Regions from separate parts of the Homo sapiens genome. Here region 2 is linked to region 1. The links are chromatin loops, found by intact Hi-C in ENCODE. Cell type or tissue: HCT116. All regions are shown on one strand. Each heading gives the region's core, and the rest is flanking DNA. Links, peaks and the distances in the headings are about the cores only. Region 1 overlaps PDE7B (phosphodiesterase 7B). Region 2 overlaps AHI1 (Abelson helper integration site 1).

Region 1 (8,000 bases), core at 1-8,000:
CTTTAATAATTGTTGGATTTTGCCCTGGTAGGAAGTTAATTTACTTATGAATCAGTTGCTTCCTTTAAGGCCTGTGAATAAGCTTTGCCAGGACATAGTCTGCAGGGCTAAAGTGGCCTCCCTCTTAAAGTATGGTGATTGGAGATCTCAGCTGCATGCCCAAGGTGTCGGTGAGCCCGCTCTCCTTTGGTTGGCCAGAACTCTTGTGACTCCCAGCTCTTTGTGGCCCTGGCATCTTCATTTCACTCACAGCTCCCCAATAGAGCTACATTGTTGTACCTTGTAGTTTTTCCCTGGACATGAACGAGGAGGTTAATATTTGTCCAAGTCTTAAAAGAACCTTTATGCAGATTTCTGGTCTTTCTTCTCTATGCAGTTTCTAGTTCTCTTCTCTCTGGGTGGCTGGTTCAAAATTCTAGCCTCAAACTCAAAGTGTGTTCCTCCTCAGGTCAGCAAGATCCCTGGGTTCTGCTTTGGCTCCTCCTCCCTGTGCCTAGACAGAGAGCTGGGGCAACTGGAGGGCTCTTATCATGGTATTCCTTTCTCCTAGGAACCATAATTCTGCTCTGAATGTTTTCCAACATCTGAAACAGTTGCTTCAAACATTTTGTTCAGTTTTGTAATAGTTTATGGCTGGATGAATTCATCATTACTGATTATTTTGTCATGGCTGGGAATGGCAGCTACCCATATCATTATTTATGAATCTAAAAAAAATAAGTATACTAGGCCTAAGACATTTTCTTTATCTTTCACATCTGGTGTCATCTCTGAAACCAGAATTCCAGTTTTGTTTCTGTACCACTACTAGAATATGTGCAGCTATGAAGCAGAGTGAAAGTATTTGCAAAAGACAGCGTATCCCCTCCTGTAAGATGAAAGTCCATTAAATAAATTAAATAAATAAATTTTAAATAAATTAAAAAATATTTGGAATTTCAATTTTATTTAAAGCAAGTTTACTTTTTTATTATAAAAGATAGCTCCTGTGGGTGACTTATGCCACACAGGTGTTTAAGGTGGAAATACAATATCTTATGGCATTTTAAGGCATTCCATTTATGCGTGGACAGGGATTACTATCAGATTTCTCTCATGTTTGAAATATAGTATCTAACATTTTATAATGAACAAAGTGTTTCCGATCAGATTATCACTATAAGTTGGCTAGTATGTTTTCACATGGGAATTGTTTTGTGTTGTGTTTATTTCCTCTGCGGTATTATGGGAAATTTTTAAAGCTAACTGCCTTATGTATTCATTTTAAAAACTCCCCAAATTATTATTCCTAATAAAGGGAAATATGAAAGTATCAAAATATTATTATATCACTTTTTCAGTTCAACTGAGTATGGGAGTTACTCTCCCGGGTAAATGTGTGTTCAGCTTGTGGAAAGAATCATAAATGTCTTCTCAAAACAAAAGAACTCCTCTGGCTATAATAGGCAGAGAGAACAAGCCAAGCCAATCTTTCCACTTGTGCTACCGAACGCCTCCTTTTTTGAAAGTTTTCAGTTTCAATGGAAAAATAAGGGCAGCAGATAATGAACCCTTTATTCATTTTGACCTAACAAGAGGCCTTTTAGGAGGCTTACCTAGGGAACCAGTCTTCCAGATGTTACCAACGTGACTCTGTGGCTTATTATGACTTCTTGAAGAACTTTGCTAAGAAAAAAGAAATATCTAAGATACTGCCACCCAATAAAATGTTATGAAAAATTTCTACACTTAATCATGTCCTCACTGTGAATCGCTCTATTAGTCCCTACAACCACATATAGATTTTCTCTCAACATGACAGTAGTACATCCCTACTGTGACTACATAATCCTCATTAGATTACTTGTGTCATATTTATTACATAGGTGGTCTTTAGGCAAAGCATACTATATTTTCTTTTTCCTAGTGTTTCAATATGAACTGCATGGGCAGAAGCAGCACAAAATAGAAGAGAGTTTAAATTCTGATCCTGCCATTTACTAACCAAATGACTTTGAGCAAATTATTTAACCTTTCTATGATTGACTTTATATGTTAAAGGGTTGTTAGGATAGTATCTGATCCACGAAGGAGTTGCGAAAATTAAAGGAGTTAATACAGGACAGAACAGTGCCCCTCACATTGTAAGCACTGAAGAAACTCTGCCTCATCTGTTGTTTTTATTATTATTATCATTACTACCACTACTGTTTAGAGAACTCTTTAAAATTAGCTCATTTAGCCTTCACAAGAAATCTTTAAAGTAAATATTGCTATCCTTATTTTATAAATAAGAAAACCAAACTTAAACCTAGGTCTCCTGACCCTAAAAGGTTATATTCTTGTCTTAAGTATCCTAGATAATGTTGAAACATTCAGATTTTTTAAAAAGTGATCATGAGCCTTCACTAATTTTAGCTTAGTCATTTTCTTTAATAATTTTATAAGAATATTTGTCGTGTCATCCAAAAATTTCATTGGCAAAAGAGAATTCAAGATCATAATGCATTTCTATAAATAGAAAATGTGCCTATATCTGCTTCATATCATTTCCAATTAGAATAGAGAACACATAGATTATAGAATGAGAAAAAGTTTAAATATTTAACACCTAGGTTGGCATATAGCATGTCAAGTCCTCCCCATGCTTCTTTTTCCATCTAAATACATGTATCCTAAATTTCTGATCTCTTAGTCTTTTGAGAAGTTATTTCTTTGATCCTAGTTTTCAACATCTAGGTATACATGACCCTCCCCATCAATGTGGGCAGTTTGCTTTTCAAACCATTTGCAGCTCCACCTCCTAAAAGACCAGTCTCTCTGGACTATTTTTGTGTCACCCATATGATAGTGAATGTTTTTCCATTCCTAGAGCAAAGTCTCCATGAGTCTAACGATGTTTCAGAAAAAGAGTCACCTAAATGCCAGTAATTACATCAAGTTATCAACCCACAGAAAAATAACCACAGCATATGAAGTTCTCTTGGAATCTTTTTAAGAATCAACTTAGCCTGAGTCTGTGATTTAGGTTCCTTTCCACGTCTTTTAAGAGCTAAGCACAACCTAAGTAGAGGAAAAGTCTTTGAAGTACAAGCTGGTTGACCATTTCCTGCGCAGAGTATCCAATCCCATTGAAAATGTCTTGGAATTGTCCCTAGCTTCATCAGTAAGTGCTGGGGGATGACGTCACTGCGGGATTTCAACCGAACTTTATGTTCTGATAAACAATGTGGTGCTGGTAGTGGCCACTGGTGAATTCTTTTTCTCTTGGGAGGTGCCAGCAAAGTTCCTTATAAATTTTCAAGCTTTGTTAAAAGAATAATAGAGGGTAAGACAGAAAGAGCTTGGGGGTGGTCAGGCCCCGAGGAGGATCGCCTATTAAAGTCAGTGAGTGTAGACGACAATATTTTGGTTTAGTGCCACACTTCTTTGAGTATAAAATAAGAAAATAACTGTCGTTTCTTGGATAACAGGCTATTTCCAACTTACCATCACTTGTCTCGTGTGTCAGTCTTCATCCTAACCATGTGGCAGCATGCAGATGACAAGGGTTATCTTGAATTTAATCCTTTTCTTAGATGGACAGATATATTCAGGAGGCTGTAGAGTTCAAAAGTGGTGGTAAAAGCCCTTCCAGTGGCAACAATAACGATGAAAGAACCCAACAGGCAGTTTTGTAAGCTTTACCCTGAACAAAAGCCAAGAGAACATTGCTTGTAACCAAACAAGGAATAAAAATAATACTAGAGTTTCTACAGAAATCAGTGCATGGAAATTCCCTGCTTATTAAGCTGTTTCCATTATGAGATGTTCCCCTATATTAAAATTTTCATAGCATAATATATCCATCATCTGGACATTCTGAAGATTTTTTTTTCAAGGAAAACTACTTCAGTAATTCTTTATAAAAACAGGTTTCCATTTTCTTTAAGAAACAAGGCTGATTTGCCAATGAAAATAAATAAATAGAATATATCTCCTAATTTTTATTCTAATACCTTCACAGAAAATTAAACCAGGTACCAAAAAGTCATAGCTATTGGGTAGGTTGTGAGTGTATCAAATTTGGACGAATATTATCAGATCCTAAATTAATACAATCAGAGTCTCTTTCTACCCTGTTCTCCACATCCCTTTCTACTATAAAAAAATACCCCTTATACTTTCATCCCAACCTCCTATCCTTCCCAAAAGCATCCCCAAAACAATGAAAAATAAAACTTACTGGAGTAGACTGAGAACAAGCAGTTTAGAACTCTCTCCCTCATTCAATTCAATGTACCTGAAATGAGCATTAGTATTAGAACTCAATTCATGAGGGTTATTTTTACTGTAGTTATATGAAATAAATCTTGGGGATTTACCTTAGAGATTGCATAAGGTCAATCTTGCATCCAAGTTTTTACTAACATTGTTTATTCTAACTCCTGTTTCCTTTTACCCTCCTGTAAACTGCCACCTCAAGATCTCTCAAGCCTTTATTTCCTCACATACAACTCTGGGTAAGGTAAGAGAAAACACAAGCCCAGAGTGGCATTTTATATGAGTCAGTAAGGTACACCCATGTATCAAATGGCATGGGAACCAGGGAATCATTTTGAGTTACTAGGTTCAGTAGTGAAACTCTGTAGTTTTCTTGGCCCTTACAAAACCAGGTCACAGCTGCCTGGCTTCCTAATTTGGTTTGATGTACTGTGAATTCCCAAGGGGGTGAGTCACTCTCTTATTCATATGGAAGTACAGGAGCCATTCCAAAACAAAAACCAGTCTGGGTTTATTTATGATTTTATATGCCCTTTACTGCCCCACTATACAGATGATCCAGAGTTGACTTTCAGCTGTTAATTACCATATTGGAGAGGAGATACATGGCATTTTTCATCTTTTGAGTTACAAGACTTCTTTAATGTGAATATTCCCTAAGTGCTTGCTTGCTTCTGCTTTTGGAATGCTTTACTGAGGCTGGATATATATTATGAAACAATGAATGCAAAATCAATCACACATGGAGAAAATCAAAGTAGTAAAATTAACAACATACCTTAAGAAACAGTCTATGTTAAGTCAGTGTAATAGCATCATTATACATTACTCTTGTTACCTATTAAGTGCTCAAGAAAACCATAAATACCTTGCTTTATAGACTTGATGAGGCAGAAAAACCTTTCCTGTGGGTCATCAAATTAAGATGCAGTATGACTTTACGATTTGTTCCATCTTAGAATTTGGCTGTGTTCTATCTTTCTGATTTCCCAGAGCCGTCCACTTCAGGATGTTTGGGCTTCTGCCAGTGGCCGTGGCACAGATGCTTTTAATAAAGGGATCCAACCACCTTCTGGAAAACCTCCCTGCTTCACTAGAACTTTCAAGAGATATCAATCCTGTTTTATTAGTGTTTATTTAAAAAGAAGAAGAAGAGAAAGAAGCTGAAGTAGCCAACACGATCTATGTAGTCTACTTTATGTCCCTTCTTTTGTCACACAAAATAGAATATTTCTCTTGAAAAAGGCTCATACAATTCCGTAGCTATATACTGAGTGCCTACTGTGTGGCAAACTCTGCACTAGGCATGGAGACACCAAGAAGATGCATGACTTGCCTTAGAGCTATTACACAGACGCAGTATTACTTTGTAAAAATATCTGATAACTAAAATTAATCTGTAAGGTATATAGAGATCTTTGTATAAATATCACATTTCATAGAATATTAAAAATATGTAAAATTGACACTAAGTGATTTGTATTATATATGAAATGTTTAGTATATGATTAGTAAAGCTTCATAAACAATGGGAAACTGATGGGTCATTCAAAAAATGGTATAGGCAGAACTGACTTTTTAGAAAAAAGTAGGTTATACCAATCTCAGATAAAACATAAAAAAGTAGATGAATAGCTGTTTGTATTAAGAACAATATAAAATAGAAAGAAATGAACACATATAGTGGTCTTACCACACAGAAGGAGTTTCAAGGTATAAAAGTCATGAATGAGAGAGCAAATGTCAAACTTGACAACATAAAAATGTAGAAATTATACATGGAAATTTTATAAAATTAAAACACAAGTGACAAACTTGATAATATACTTGTAAAATATGACAATGAATTAATATCCTTTATAATCAAAGAAACTGTATGAAACAATTACTATTACCAACCAGTTGTTACCAAGAGTAGAAAAATAACAACTGAGATGGTTAGCAGTACACAGTAAAAGAAATTCAGAGAAATGATGGACACAAACATATATTAAACTTCACTAGTAATCTAAGAAATCTAATGAAAGCAATAATAAATACATTCTTGCTTATCAAGTTGACAAATTTTTTTAAATGTAAAAACAATTAGTGATAGGAAGGTGCACAGGCAATCTCATTCAATTCCGGCCAAAATTTGAATAAATTTTCTAGACCTGTGTTTTACAGAAAGTATTTAGAAAAAAACTAAAGTTATTATTCTTTCATTCAATAATTCTTATTCCAGAAAAATTTCCTAACCTAAAAAACATGTAAAAATACATTCATCACAATGCTCCTTATGACCTAAAAAATTGGAAACAATTTAATTGTTCTGATGTAGAGAAATAGATATAGTCTATCCAAAGGATATTGTACCATATGGTAGAGCTTTGAGGGTGGCCCCACATTCTGCTCCCTCTAGATTCTCTCTGTTCCAGCTCCATCCTAGCTTCCTCAATTTCCCCAGAATGCCATAACCTGCCCTGTGTATAGGTGAGCAGTCTGAGAGCCTGAAAAGCAAGGTGACGTGTCCGAAGTCATACCATCTACTTGGTGTATCTGAAACCAAACTCAGGTCTTCTGGTAGCAGGACCAGAAATTGTTCTACCACATAATGCTTGCTTAGAACAGTGAATTTCAAACTCTGAGTAGTGGAATCTCTCTCTCTCTCTTTTTTTTTTTTTTTTTTTTTTTTTGTGGGATGTCACCTCTAAGTATTTTTGTTTTTCTTTTTTTTTTTTTGAGTGGCAGAATCTTATGCACAATTTCCAATAAATGAAAGAGATCAAAGTATTATAGTACTATATAGTTTTTAATGTAAAAGTATATTTACTTACAAAGTCAATCAGTGAGTAACATAGGAAAATACAAGGAAAATTTATTAAGTGTTTGTCATATAGTAGAAGTGGTTAGGTTGAGTGGGTAGGTTGGTTTTTAAAATACCAACAACAAAAAAAGATGCTGTTCTAAAAACACAAACATTTGAAGGCTGGGTGATGGATATAGTTTTATATCAACGTCAGCACACACTGTATTTCTATATTTGGGTGTTTTTTTTTTTTTTTGTAAAATGGGGAAAATCTTGTTTCATATGAATAAGTAGCTGAAAATGATGAACATTTTTAATAGTTTATATGCCAACCTGTCTCAAGATATTATTCAATTAAACTGAAACAGAAGCTGAAAGAAAAGAAGTAGAAAATTTAATATTTAAAAAATAAATCATTAAAAATACCCAACAAACATTATGTTCCCTAACTGCCAAGGGTTCAACTTGGAAAGAGTCAGTAACAGGGTCCTCAGGCAGTTTAGATCTTGAGTGAACACTGGGGAATGTTATAACATTATAAGATGTTCAACTTGTCAGTTGAAATCCCTCACATTATCCAAAAAGGGCATACCTCACTCTCTATCTCAGCTAGATAGTCACTTTAGCTTTCAGTCAAATTTATTTCATTGCTGACACATTATTTAAAATTTTAAGTTTGACTACAATGTGATCTTACATTGCAAAACTGAGCTTCTTCTGTTTACTACAAAAAATCAGCAAGACATGCAAACTAGTGAAATCAGTTTTTTGAGAACTATTTCACTAGATGAAATTCAGTGAAAACGAATTTTTGCCAGTACCTTGCCACAAAACACCCAAGGGACTTCAGCATGAAAAAAAAATTCTGAAATGAATACTGCGCATATTGTTTAAATAATTCTTAAAAGACAACAAAAAAGCAAAAGCCCTGGTTGAATAACATTTACAATTAGAATGATCTTAACGCCTT
Region 2 (11,583 bases), core at 201-8,200, 470 kb before region 1:
ACATGAAATGATTTTAATAACTCTATCCTTTGTTTCTGCTTCTTCACCAATACTTATGAGTTATGCCATGGCTCTGATATACTATCATATCTCTGGCTTTAATATCACAAAACTAGTATCATAAAAATCTCAAGTTTTAAAAATCCTCATTTCTCAAATAATAGATTTAACTCCATCCAAACCAATGCAAATCAGCCCTGTGGTGACAGTACATATCAGCTACAGAACGTGCAAATGACCTGAAAAATTAATGTCTTACAAGAAACTAGACAAAAGCAAAACTTTTTTATTTTAGGGCCAATTCTTTGCTAAGATTATTTATAATATTAATCTATGGAAAACAGCAGCAGTAGAAACATTACATACTGATTATTTGAATAATATTGTGAAAAATGTGCCCAGAAATCAGGAGTCTGCAAACTGCAGCCCACACACCAAATCTGGCCTACTACCTGTTTTTGTAAATAAACTTTTATTGGAACACATCACACCCATTTGTTCAGTTATGGCCTACATATGTCTATGTAGCTATTTTCACACTATAAAGGCAAAATTGACTGAAACTACAGGGCCAAAGCCTAAAATATTTACTATCTGGCCCTTTACAGAAACTATTTTTCAACTCCTGCTTTAAATCAACCTTTTATCTTTAATTTTTGAAAATCAAATTATAACAAAACATTTTTCCTAATACTAAAAGCCACATTTCACATTTAAAATTCATTTAAGCATCTTTTAAATATCAGCTATTACAGGCTTAATATATAACCCCAGAAATCTATTAAAATTATTATTAGAGGCCTTATCTTTTTAGAAATGAAAAACATGCTATGTCACCATTTAATTTCAACACTAGATGATATACACTTAATATGTACTATTAACTTACACAGTCTGGAACTTTCAGTCCTCTTACAGTTACGTACAGTGTTGATGGGTAATGATTTCTTGGACATTTTGACCACCATTCAAATGCCTCAACAACACTTAATGGGGATCGAGGCTTAGTAGGTGGGTAATATAGCTGCAAGCGAAGTTTTGAGTTGATGTTTGCATTTCCATTGGCTCCCAGAAGCTTAAAATAAGAATTCATATAAAATGTTACCTTCATTGAAAATAAATATATCCAATAAAGCAATAGCATAAAGTCAGAAACATTTTTAAAAGATTAATATGGCATGCTGAAATTTCTTAGTTTTAAAAAGCAAAGAACATTAAATAGTTAGTTAAGCACACTTCCAGATCATTTTTGACAAAAGGTAGCCCAAATGGCTTTTAAAATATTTTCCTGATAGCTCTCTTTTCACGTGTACAACAATTTCAGACTGTCGGTACAGCATTTACATTACTGTGCCAGATTTCACGCTGAACAAAGGAAGTGATCAATACACATGTTTGAAATAATTATGATAAAGACTAAACTGTATATTTACACAAGACACAAATCTTCCATTTGTTTAATATCAGTATTTTTAATGGTTAAAATTTTATGTTTTAAATTTTTAAAAAGTTAAAATCATTTCAAGATAATTAAACTCATTCAAGCCATTCGTTACATTTTTTTCAGTATTTTAGTATATCTTCTTTCAAAGGTCTATTTTTAAAACCCTATTAAACAAAACTTATATTTAAGCTAACTAAATGGAGGTTTTTGTCTCTTTTTTTGGGCAGAATCTCGCTCTGTTATCCAGGCCGGAGTGCAGTGGCAAAATCTTGGCTCACTGCAATTTCCACCTCCTCTGGGTTCAAGTGATTCTTGTGCCTCAGCCTCCCGAGTAGCTAGGATTACAGGTGCATGCCACCACACCTGGTTGATTTTTGTGTTTTTAGTATAGTCAGAGGTTTTGCCATGTTGGTCAGGCTGGTCTTGAACTCCTGGCCTCAGGTGATCTGCCCACCTCGGCCTCCCAAAGTGTTGGGATTACAGTTGTGAGCCACCACGCCTGGCCCTAAATGGAGATTTTTATGAGAAACATAAAAATCTTACCAACTCAGAATACGTTCTCTTTCATTAGACCATGACTCAAAATAGGAAATGAAACGTCTTTCTAACCTTTATGTCTTCTGCAAATTAGGAGCAGAAAGATAGTTTGAACCCTTTGCAACAGTTCACACAAAACATGAAGTATCTTAAATTAGAAGAATAAGCACTGAGTGCCCGGAAGGTATTTAACAACTGTTACTTGTAGACTCATGTAACTTAATATCTTAAATTAGAAGAATAGGCACTGAGTGCAGGGAACACATTTAACAACTGTTACTTGTAGACTTATGTAACTTGGAAAGTAAAAAAAAACAAAGAGGCAAGAAAGGCTCTAAGATAGTATTGTCCAAGAGAGCTTTCTATAATGATGGGAATACTCTAACCAATTTGTGCTAACCAATACGGAATCCACATGTGGCTACCCTGCACTTGAAGTATGGCTAGCACAAATGTGAAAGTAAATTTTTAATTATATTTAATTTGAATTCAAACAGCCATGTGACTTGTAGCTACCAAAACAGTGTAACTCTAAGTTCGTAAATCTGGGAGAGTGGACAGATGGTGGTACCACCAATTGAAGTGGCAGAGAGAGTAGCACGGATACTCAGTTTGGAGGAATCTGACATATCTATAAGTCATCCAAGCTGAAATGTCCAGCAGGTGACTGAATTTACAAATCTGAAGCACAGGTGAGAAAAGTGGTTCCAAGAAAAGTGGGTTAAAGATGAAACCATGAGTAAGACTGATATTAAGGAGGTAGGTAGAAGACCATGAAGGAAACTCAAAGAATGGTATAAGAAAAATTAGGAGAGGATGGTGTCAAGAAAACCAAGGTAACAGAGTTTCAAGAGTGTGATATGTTAAATGCATAGATGTGACAAAATAACTAAAAAATGTTCAATATATTTAGCAAACAGAAATCACTAGTGATTTGGTTGGAGAAGCTTTAGTGGCAGAGGCAAAATTCAGAACGTTGTTCAGGAATGATAAGTTAAGGAATGATGCATCAACAAGGAAAAAGAGATGGCAAAATATAGCCCATCTTTTCCCCTACCCCTTTAGGAAAGAATGTAAAGACAATGGAGGTTATAAGCTGAGCGGGTGACATTGTGATTAGTGTCAAATGACACACAGGGGTAAAGAACCATTCCCAATTGAGTAATAGATATGTTCAGTCATTAAATCATAAGCACTCGAGACTCCCTTGATAAACTCTCCTACAGCTCCCCAAAGCTTATCACGGTAATTTTAAAAAGATATTCCCCAGCTTCTAAATCATACTTTCCATAGATTAATTTAAACAGGCAATTTAGTTTACATTAATACGTTGCTTAGCCTGAGTAAACAACTAAGATTCAGCCAAGACCCTGCCATTATGGTTATAAATTATATAATGTAGAGCTCAGATAAATAAGGCTTTATTACTTTTTAGTTTAAAAGAATAGCCACATATATGTACTAAAAGAACTGAAAGTACCTGAGAATCTGAGGCATAGCTGAGAATTAGGATAAAGTCTCATTTGAATTACTGTAATAACTTAACAATTATCCAAGACATCCCTCGTACCAACAGGATAGGTAATAAAAGATTTAAATTTTAATTGTCTTCATGCCACTTCCCTTTTTTTTTGAGATGGAGTCTCACTCTGTCACCCAGGCTGGAGTGCAGTGGTACAATCACAGGTCACTACAACTTCCATTCCCTGTGTCCAAGCAATCCTCCCCGCTCAGCCTCCCGAGTAGCTGGGATTACAGGTGCACACCACCACATCTGGCAAATTTTTGTATTTTTAGTAGAGACAGGGTTTCACCATATTGGCCAGGTTGGTCTCAAACTCCTGACCTCAAGTGATCGGCCCACCTCACCTCCCAGCGTGCTGGGATTACAGGAGTCAGCTACTGCATCCGTCATGCCACTTTCTTGAAGATGAATTTTATCCTTGCCACTCTTTCTATCATCAATGATTAATTCCCTCAATATATATTCACCAAACACTTTCTATGTGACATTAATATGCTGGGAGCTGGTGATATTATAGCATGGAGTTTCAAGAGAGTGACATATTAAATGCAAAAAGACCTAGTAAAATAAGGACTAAAAATGTTCAACATATTTACCCAAAAGAAGTCATTGGTGACTCTAAAAAGCTTACAGTCTAATGAAGAAGACAGGTAAGTGTTAGAAGACGTGAAGCACATAGAATACCTTACTCTTTCTGGGGGGTGGGGATGGGATAAGAATTCTTGACTGCCATTTTTGCCAATGGCATAAGATGAATAAATAAATAAAAATCCATATAGTACTTAGAGGTAGAAATGCCCTGAAATATGTTACTGCTTCCTAAGTGCAACTTACAGTAAATTCTGCAGGTCTGCACAAATCTTAGCATAAAAGAAATGCAGTTTCTAATAAAACCACACGATGGCACTGTTTACTATGTGAAAGTGAGTTTTTTGCTTTTTTTTTTTAATGGCTTTTTTTCTTTGCTCTAAATCAGTATGGAAGGTGTTATGGAAAAAGGCATTAACAGATTTATAAAAGGGTGATCATCGATAGCACACTGGACCAGGTGATTGCTAAGGCCACTCTCAAATTACTTACTCACCATAGCCAACCTGGTGGCTGTTCAGCCCTTTGACTATAAAACTTCTAAAATCTCTCTCTAACCTCCAATATGGATTAAATGTCTCAACTGGATTTTAACAGCATCTGTTCTATAGCACATAATAATGTAGGTAACAGGTCTGTATAGAAATTAAATTGGAGGGCAGCTATATACAATGTCTAATTTATCTATGAATGTACTGAATTTAGCAGACTGTCTCACATTTTATAGATCATATTTGTTGAATGAATGGATTCACAAATGAAAATGTTTTTATAAGATGGTACAAAATAATTACTCAAGACTTTTCATAATTTAAATTGATGTTTGAAGGAAAAGATAATTACAAAATTAAAATATCCTTTTTTAAACATCAATCTACGCCTTTCATCTTTGCTGAAACATCTCGTCAAAGACATCCTAGTCAGAGACACCTAGTCAAAGACAAATGTACAAAGACATTTTTTACCTAGACTACTGTTAAGAATTTCCTAATGTGATTTTCAAGTATCTACATTTGCTCCCTCTAGAATCTGTTCTCCACATAACAGAGTATATATCTTTCTAAAACACAAATCAGATTATTTTATTCTTTTGTTTAAAATCCCACAGTGGCTTCCCATTGCTCTTTAAATTCTATAATGGCTTCCTCTTGCTATAATGACTGAGAAGACCTCATCATAATTAACATCCCGTTGACCTTAGCAACCTCTTCATGCACCATTCTTCTCCCCTTAGTCTCTGTCCTCCAATCTTGGTGGCCTTCTTTTGATTTTCTGAATTAACCCTGCTCCTTCAAATATCAGGGTTTTTGCATATATTGTACCCTCTACCATAGACCATTTCTTCCCCACCGGTGGCAATGTGTCTCTTCCTCAGGAATGTTTTCCCTGACCCCACAGTTCATCATCCATCCTATACCTCTTTACGATATTTATAAAAATTTATAATTAAATGATAAATTGTGAAATCAATTGTTTTATGTTTGTGTTGCTGGAATATGAAGTCCAGGAGTTCAAGGAATTTGTCATCTTTGTCCACTGACAACAGTAGCTGGCACATAGAAAAGTCTTAATATTTTTTGAACTGAATAAATAATGGCATGGCTGTTTGTGTCTTTTTTAATGCTACATCCTCAGAACCAAATAGTGTAACTGGCACATACTGGGCCATCAATAAATATTTAAGAATCTGAATGAGCATAACCTGAGCTTGAATTAGTAACTCTTCATCCCTACAACATTACCTTAGATTCTAATTCCTTATATGAGACCAAACTGATTTGGGAGAAAGCAGCCAACTAAATTTGAAGACTAGTTTTAAAGTGTTTAAAATGGATGAAAAACATACCTTAAGAAATGCCCAGGCAATTTTCCGAAAGCCACATTCTTGGTTTTGAACCTCAGAATTATTCTTAATTTCATCCACGCTTAAGAAATCAAGAATCTGCAAATAAATTCACAGAAGACTAAGCTACCTAAAATTTAATATTTTCTAATGGTACATTATTAAAACTTTAAAAAATCATTTGTATAGTGCTTAAAAACATTAACCTTTACAGGGAATAAAAACATTTTTATCTCATTTCATTCACCTTAAAGTTAACTCATTCAGTTAGGGAGGGTCCATTTTCTGACTATTTTATCTTTCATTAATAAATACTATGATTTATTTCAAATCCAAAGCAAAGTGTTAATCACCTCAAATATAACCTAGGTACAAATATAATAGGCATAGAATTCTTAAGCTTTCATTGTTTTTTATGTATCACAGCAGACTTTAAAGGATTGTTTGTTTAAAAAACTCACAACCCTATTTCTGGGTCTTTGTCTTGGATCACCTTCCTGAAGTTGGGGTTTTTCTCTTTGGATGTATGTTATAATTAGGCTTCTCAAGAGGATTTCTTCCATTCCTCTATCCTGTCTGGACATTAAAGCTCATGGATTTGCAACCAACCTGCCACAGAGATCGTATTCTAGATATTTATCAAAGGCTATCACTTCAAACTTACTGGTGCTTATTAAAAGCTCAGCTGCGAAAATGAGATTTTTATAGAAAGAAGACTGCTTAAGAAATGATACAGACTCCAATCATCTGTGCTTTTTGGATACCTAAATCTTTTTTACAGATATAATACATGCTCAGTGAAAACATAATATAAAAAATATATAGATCCAAAGTAAAAACAACTTGTAATCCAGACCCATAGATGGTCACCATTAACATCTAGTTTGCAGGCCAAATCTTTTTCTGTGCATTCCTAAACATATGTGTGGAACTACAAATCTAATAATGCTATTTCACAAATTATTTTCATATAGTATGTAGTGAATATCTCTTCATGTCAATACATACACATGAATACCGTAATGTTAATGACTGCCTACTATTCTGTCACAAATACCATAAATTTAACAAAAATTATAACTTATTTAACCAAATCTCTTACTGATCTAAATGTAGGTTATTTTATCTCCCTAAAATTTTTGCTATTATAAACAGTGCTGAAATAAATATCCTTGCACACACATCTTCACGGACTTGTCATTTTTTTCCTTAAGATAAATACCTAAGAGTAAAATAATGGTTTTAAAGACTGTGAGACATTATCAAGTTGTCCTCAACACTTAAAAAACTGAGATCAAAAAGCAGTTGCATAGGCAATAACATATTACATTAAAACTTAAGAAGCAACCAAAAGCGTTTATAATACAACAATCTATCCTTCTTCATCTCTTAATACTAAAATGAATACAGAAGAAAATTGTAACAAATGACAAAGTTTGAAGACAAAAAATTCCTTAAGATACAAATTATATCAATTTTTCAACAATAACAGCTTTATGTAAATCACACACAACATAATCACAAATGTAAATATTGGAATATTTGTATCATAAATACAAATAGACAACCTGAAAGTCAAGGATCATAAAAACAAGTAATTCTACAAAATGAATCTTCGGCACTGGTTATGCCAAGTCCCCTGCTGTTCCCATGCTAAACTTCTCCATCTAGCTTACACTGGAAGGGGGCTTTCTCTATTGTCCTTTGCTTATGGAGACAGAACACATGATAGAGTAAAGAAATGTGGTATTCTAGGTTCAAACTATCTGCAAACGCATTTTTTTTAACTTAAAATTCGAGTAACTTTGGGGAAATCACTTTTATTCCAAACCTTGTTATCATTTTCAGTAAGAAAATTATATAATAACAACTAGTCAGCTCAAAAGCCATGTATTCCATAAAGCTTTCCCTGACTCCACTGACCCGCCACTAACCCTTCACATATAAGTTCTACATCATTTTTGGTTACATATTAAACTGCATTAACTGATCTGTGTACATTTATCTTTATTTATCCAGGTGGTACACATATTCTTAGGGTGCCTGACATGGTTAAATGAGTTTATGCTTTGTGAAATGGGTTTAAAATGGAGAAATGCATTCATATCGAGTGGATTCATCACTTCACTACAGTTAACAGTCACAGAGCTGTTGTAATTATTAAATTATACAAAGTAGGCCAAATGGTTAAATAGTAAACACTCAGCAAATATGCTATCACTGTTTATAAAAGGGCGTCTCACTTGATTCCACAGCATTGGAAAACTAAATCCTAGAGATTAAATTCTCACACAACTTTTTTTTTTGCCTTACTGGACTACTAAAAATAATAGCTTACATTTGTGCTATTAAATATTAACTATCGTTTAATTTGAATTGGTCCATTCAATTCATACCTCAAAGAACAGGATGACTTTAGGACTCTCATCAGAGCCTCGAAGCAAATAGGGAAAATTTTCATTAAATACAATTTGTTCTTCCCACTCTGGAAGTCTTGATTTTAACTGTTTAAAATCATATGGCTGGGTCATAATAGGAAGAATATAATCCACATTCTCTTTTTCATAGTAAGATGAAACAGGCCGTCCACTGTACAAAAAAAGATACTTCCATTAACACAATTTTCATAATTTTGAGGTGAGAAAAAAATATATAGTGTACAAGGTGAGGCAACCAGAAATAATGAATAGTCATAATAATACAAAAGGAAAAATTATTCTGAGTGTCCATCTAGAAACTTACAAATTTTATAAGACTTAAAAGTAACAGTCCATCTTATATTTGTCTACTATCAATTGGTTTCACATGATTATTTTATTATAGAAATATAAAGTGAGAAGTATGATTATACCTTTGCCATATAAAGCTGGGATAAACTAACTCCTTCAGAATTTTGTAAGAGTTTATAATAAAATAGACATTGCCAGGCACAGCGGCTCAAGCCTGTAACCCCAGCACTTTGGGAGGCTGAGGCAGGTGGACTGCTTGAGCTCAGGAGTTTGGGACCAGCCTGGGTAACATGATGAAACCTCGTTTCTACAAAAAATAGAAAAAAAGTTAGCTGGGCATGGTGGCACATGTCTGCAGTCCCAGCTACGTGGGAGTCTGAGGTGGGAGGATCACCTGAGCCCAGGGAGGTTGAGGCTGTAGTAAGCTGTGATTGCACCACTGCACTCCAGCCAGTGAGACGCAGTGAGATATTGTCTCAAAAAAAAAAAAAAAAGACATAAAATTGATTTTACATAAAAAAGGCACAAGACTGTAAACCCTTTGAGTTGTCATATTTTCTTTGTGTGCCCTAAGGCAAATGAATAGGTGAATGGGCTTTTTTTGGACAATCTTCCTGTTTCCATTCCCCACTGGCTTTCCAAACAATTTTTTAAAAAATTCTAGTATAAATGTGTATTTCATTGTACTTTTCATTTGGGATTTCAAGCATGCATTAGCTATAGAAGTACTCTTAGAAAAAACATTCAAGATTCATTTACCTTACCTGAAGCCCAGATAACATTACTTTCAAAAGAAAAATATGAGGTTAGACAATTAAAGCATTTACAATGCAATATAAAATATTTACAATGCAACTTTATGTCATAAATTACATCTACTAAGCTGGCAGAAGCTCTCTACCACTTAAAATGAATTATTCCCTTCCACTTAAAAGTAATTACTGAGCCAGGCACGGTGGGTCATGCCTGTAATCCCAGCACTTTGGGAGGGTGAGGCAGGTAGATCGCCTGAGGTCAGGAGTTCGAGATCATCCTGGCCAAACCCCGCCTCCACTAAAAATACAAAAATTAGCCAGGAGTGGTGGCGAGTGCCTGTAATCCCAGCTACTTGGGAGGCTGAGGCAGTAGAATCGCTTGAACCCAGGAGGCAGAGGTTGCAGTGAGCCAAGATTGAGCACTGCATTCCAGCCTGGGCGACAAAGCGAGACTCCATCTCGGAAAAAAAGTAATTACTGAATTAGATGTTCTCCATTTCTTCTACAACATTCTGATCAATGTTAATGACTGATGAACACCTACAACTAGTAGACTATTCTCTAATACAAATCCATAACTCTATTCCCACTGACTTTCAACTACCAATGGCAGAAAAAAGACTTCTACTAGTTTCAGTTTCAAGAATTAGTTGTGCAATTAAAAAAAATTACCTATCATCTTTCTTGACATATTGACCAGTATGCTCATCAACCACATGAATTTTTACCATTGGGTGAGAAATCATAAAATCTGACTTAAGTCTATCAGTTCGGTGAATGTAAACTCCCAAGACAAGGTCATCATCAAGCAAACATTTGGGATAAACCGGGCTATCTCGGCTTGTTATTTCATGAACACCATCACCATCAACATCTTCATTATTATCTGCAACTACACGCATGGAAAAAAAAATCAATGTTATAATTAGTTGTTCCCATAGTAGTATTTACATATAACCTAATCTTTAAGATCTGTGATGATCTCACTGTGTTCAAAGGAACTTCAGGGGGAAAGAAAGAAAAAGCCAGACAACAGCAAACCATAGTGTGAAAGTAAAATACTACATTTGCTAATACATTACAAATAAGGTGAAAAATCCTTGTTTATATTTTTCCTAATAAGTAGGAGAAACACAAAAAGAAAAAAAAGAGAGTCAAAGTCAGAAAAGTAACTTTATCCAGGTATTTTCTAAGTAGAATATATATGACAACTAGAATTTCTAATTCTGGGTGGGATGCAGTAGGATGCAGCAGGTAAACACTTTGGGTAACAACTGGAAAGAGCCAAATAAATTACAAATATCTTATTTTAAATTTTAAAGGCATCAGAAAAGTACAGAAAGAAGATATAGTAGACAGATTAAAATTCCAGAAAGGGAGAATCAGTCAGAGGTCAGCTGATGGACTGGCAGCTGTTTTTGTCTCTGGGGACATTTGCTGATTCAGGGTGTGAGCTGAAGATGAGAGTTTGGCTTAGGCAGAAAGTCACTGCCAGGAGAATGAGAAATAAGCAAAACTTTTAGTGATTCCACAGGACTAAAATGATAAAACTGGAGATTTGAGAAGCCTCAAACACATGACCAATTCTTCTCACAAAACTGAATTCTGATGCTACAGAGAAGCTAGAGAGGTAGTGAAATCTCCCAGGCTTGTGGTGCTAGCAGACCATGATCTGCCAGGGGAAGGGGACCAAAACAAAATAGGCAAAGGTGAAGCCCTGGAGGGTGTGGTCAATTTACACTAAGGACCAAGAGCAACTTTTCATCTGGGGTCATCTACCAATTCTGGTCACAGTTCTAGGTTGATAATCCAGGTGTGATTTCTGGCAGAAGGTTGCTACTGAGGGACAGAGAAACCAGCGGATATTTTGGCATGCTTGGGGGCTACAGTGACAAAAATGGATACCTGAAGGATGTCTAACATATAGCCAGTCTCCTGCTCAAAGAATTTGCCAAATTTTGAAGCAGCATGAGACAGAAGACTAAATGGCTAAGTGGAAAAGCACTGAAGGGCAAAACTGGATCTCCCATCGTATTTAGGGCTATGAATTATTAGAGATAAAGAAGGGCGCTGCATTATGATAAAAGTGATAACTTGACAAGAGATACAAGAAAAATAAACTGAAAATCGGAATGGAAATGTTAATACCTCTCTCAACAGCT

What was found. A loop is a pair of places that touch in the nucleus more often than their neighbours do. Peaks named below come from ENCODE experiments on the same cell type or tissue, not always from the same donor. Only the 100,000 strongest peaks of a DNase experiment are listed, where the experiment ranks them.
Region 2: a loop joins it to region 1, with 2.5 times the contacts of the local background. A loop is called at or near these places in 4 of 110 quality-filtered maps.

Annotation. Positions count from the first base shown.
Region 1 is chr6:135,917,726-135,925,725 of GRCh38, forward strand. All of the region lies in intron 1 of PDE7B (phosphodiesterase 7B), which reads left to right. Among named protein-coding and RNA genes, the nearest start is that of PDE7B, 70 kb to the left of the region's middle. In HCT116, for the core only: no CTCF peak of the experiment used is centred there; a DNase peak (open chromatin) is centred at 4,656.
Region 2 is chr6:135,447,401-135,458,983 of GRCh38, forward strand. AHI1 (Abelson helper integration site 1) reads right to left here. Exons shown (of 29, transcript NM_001134831.2): 9 at 10,094-10,313; 10 at 8,334-8,526; 11 at 5,941-6,036; 12 at 890-1,075. Among named protein-coding and RNA genes, the nearest start is that of AHI1, 45 kb to the right of the region's middle. In HCT116, for the core only: CTCF peaks have their summits at 4,403 (motif pointing right) and 4,605; a DNase peak (open chromatin) is centred at 4,371.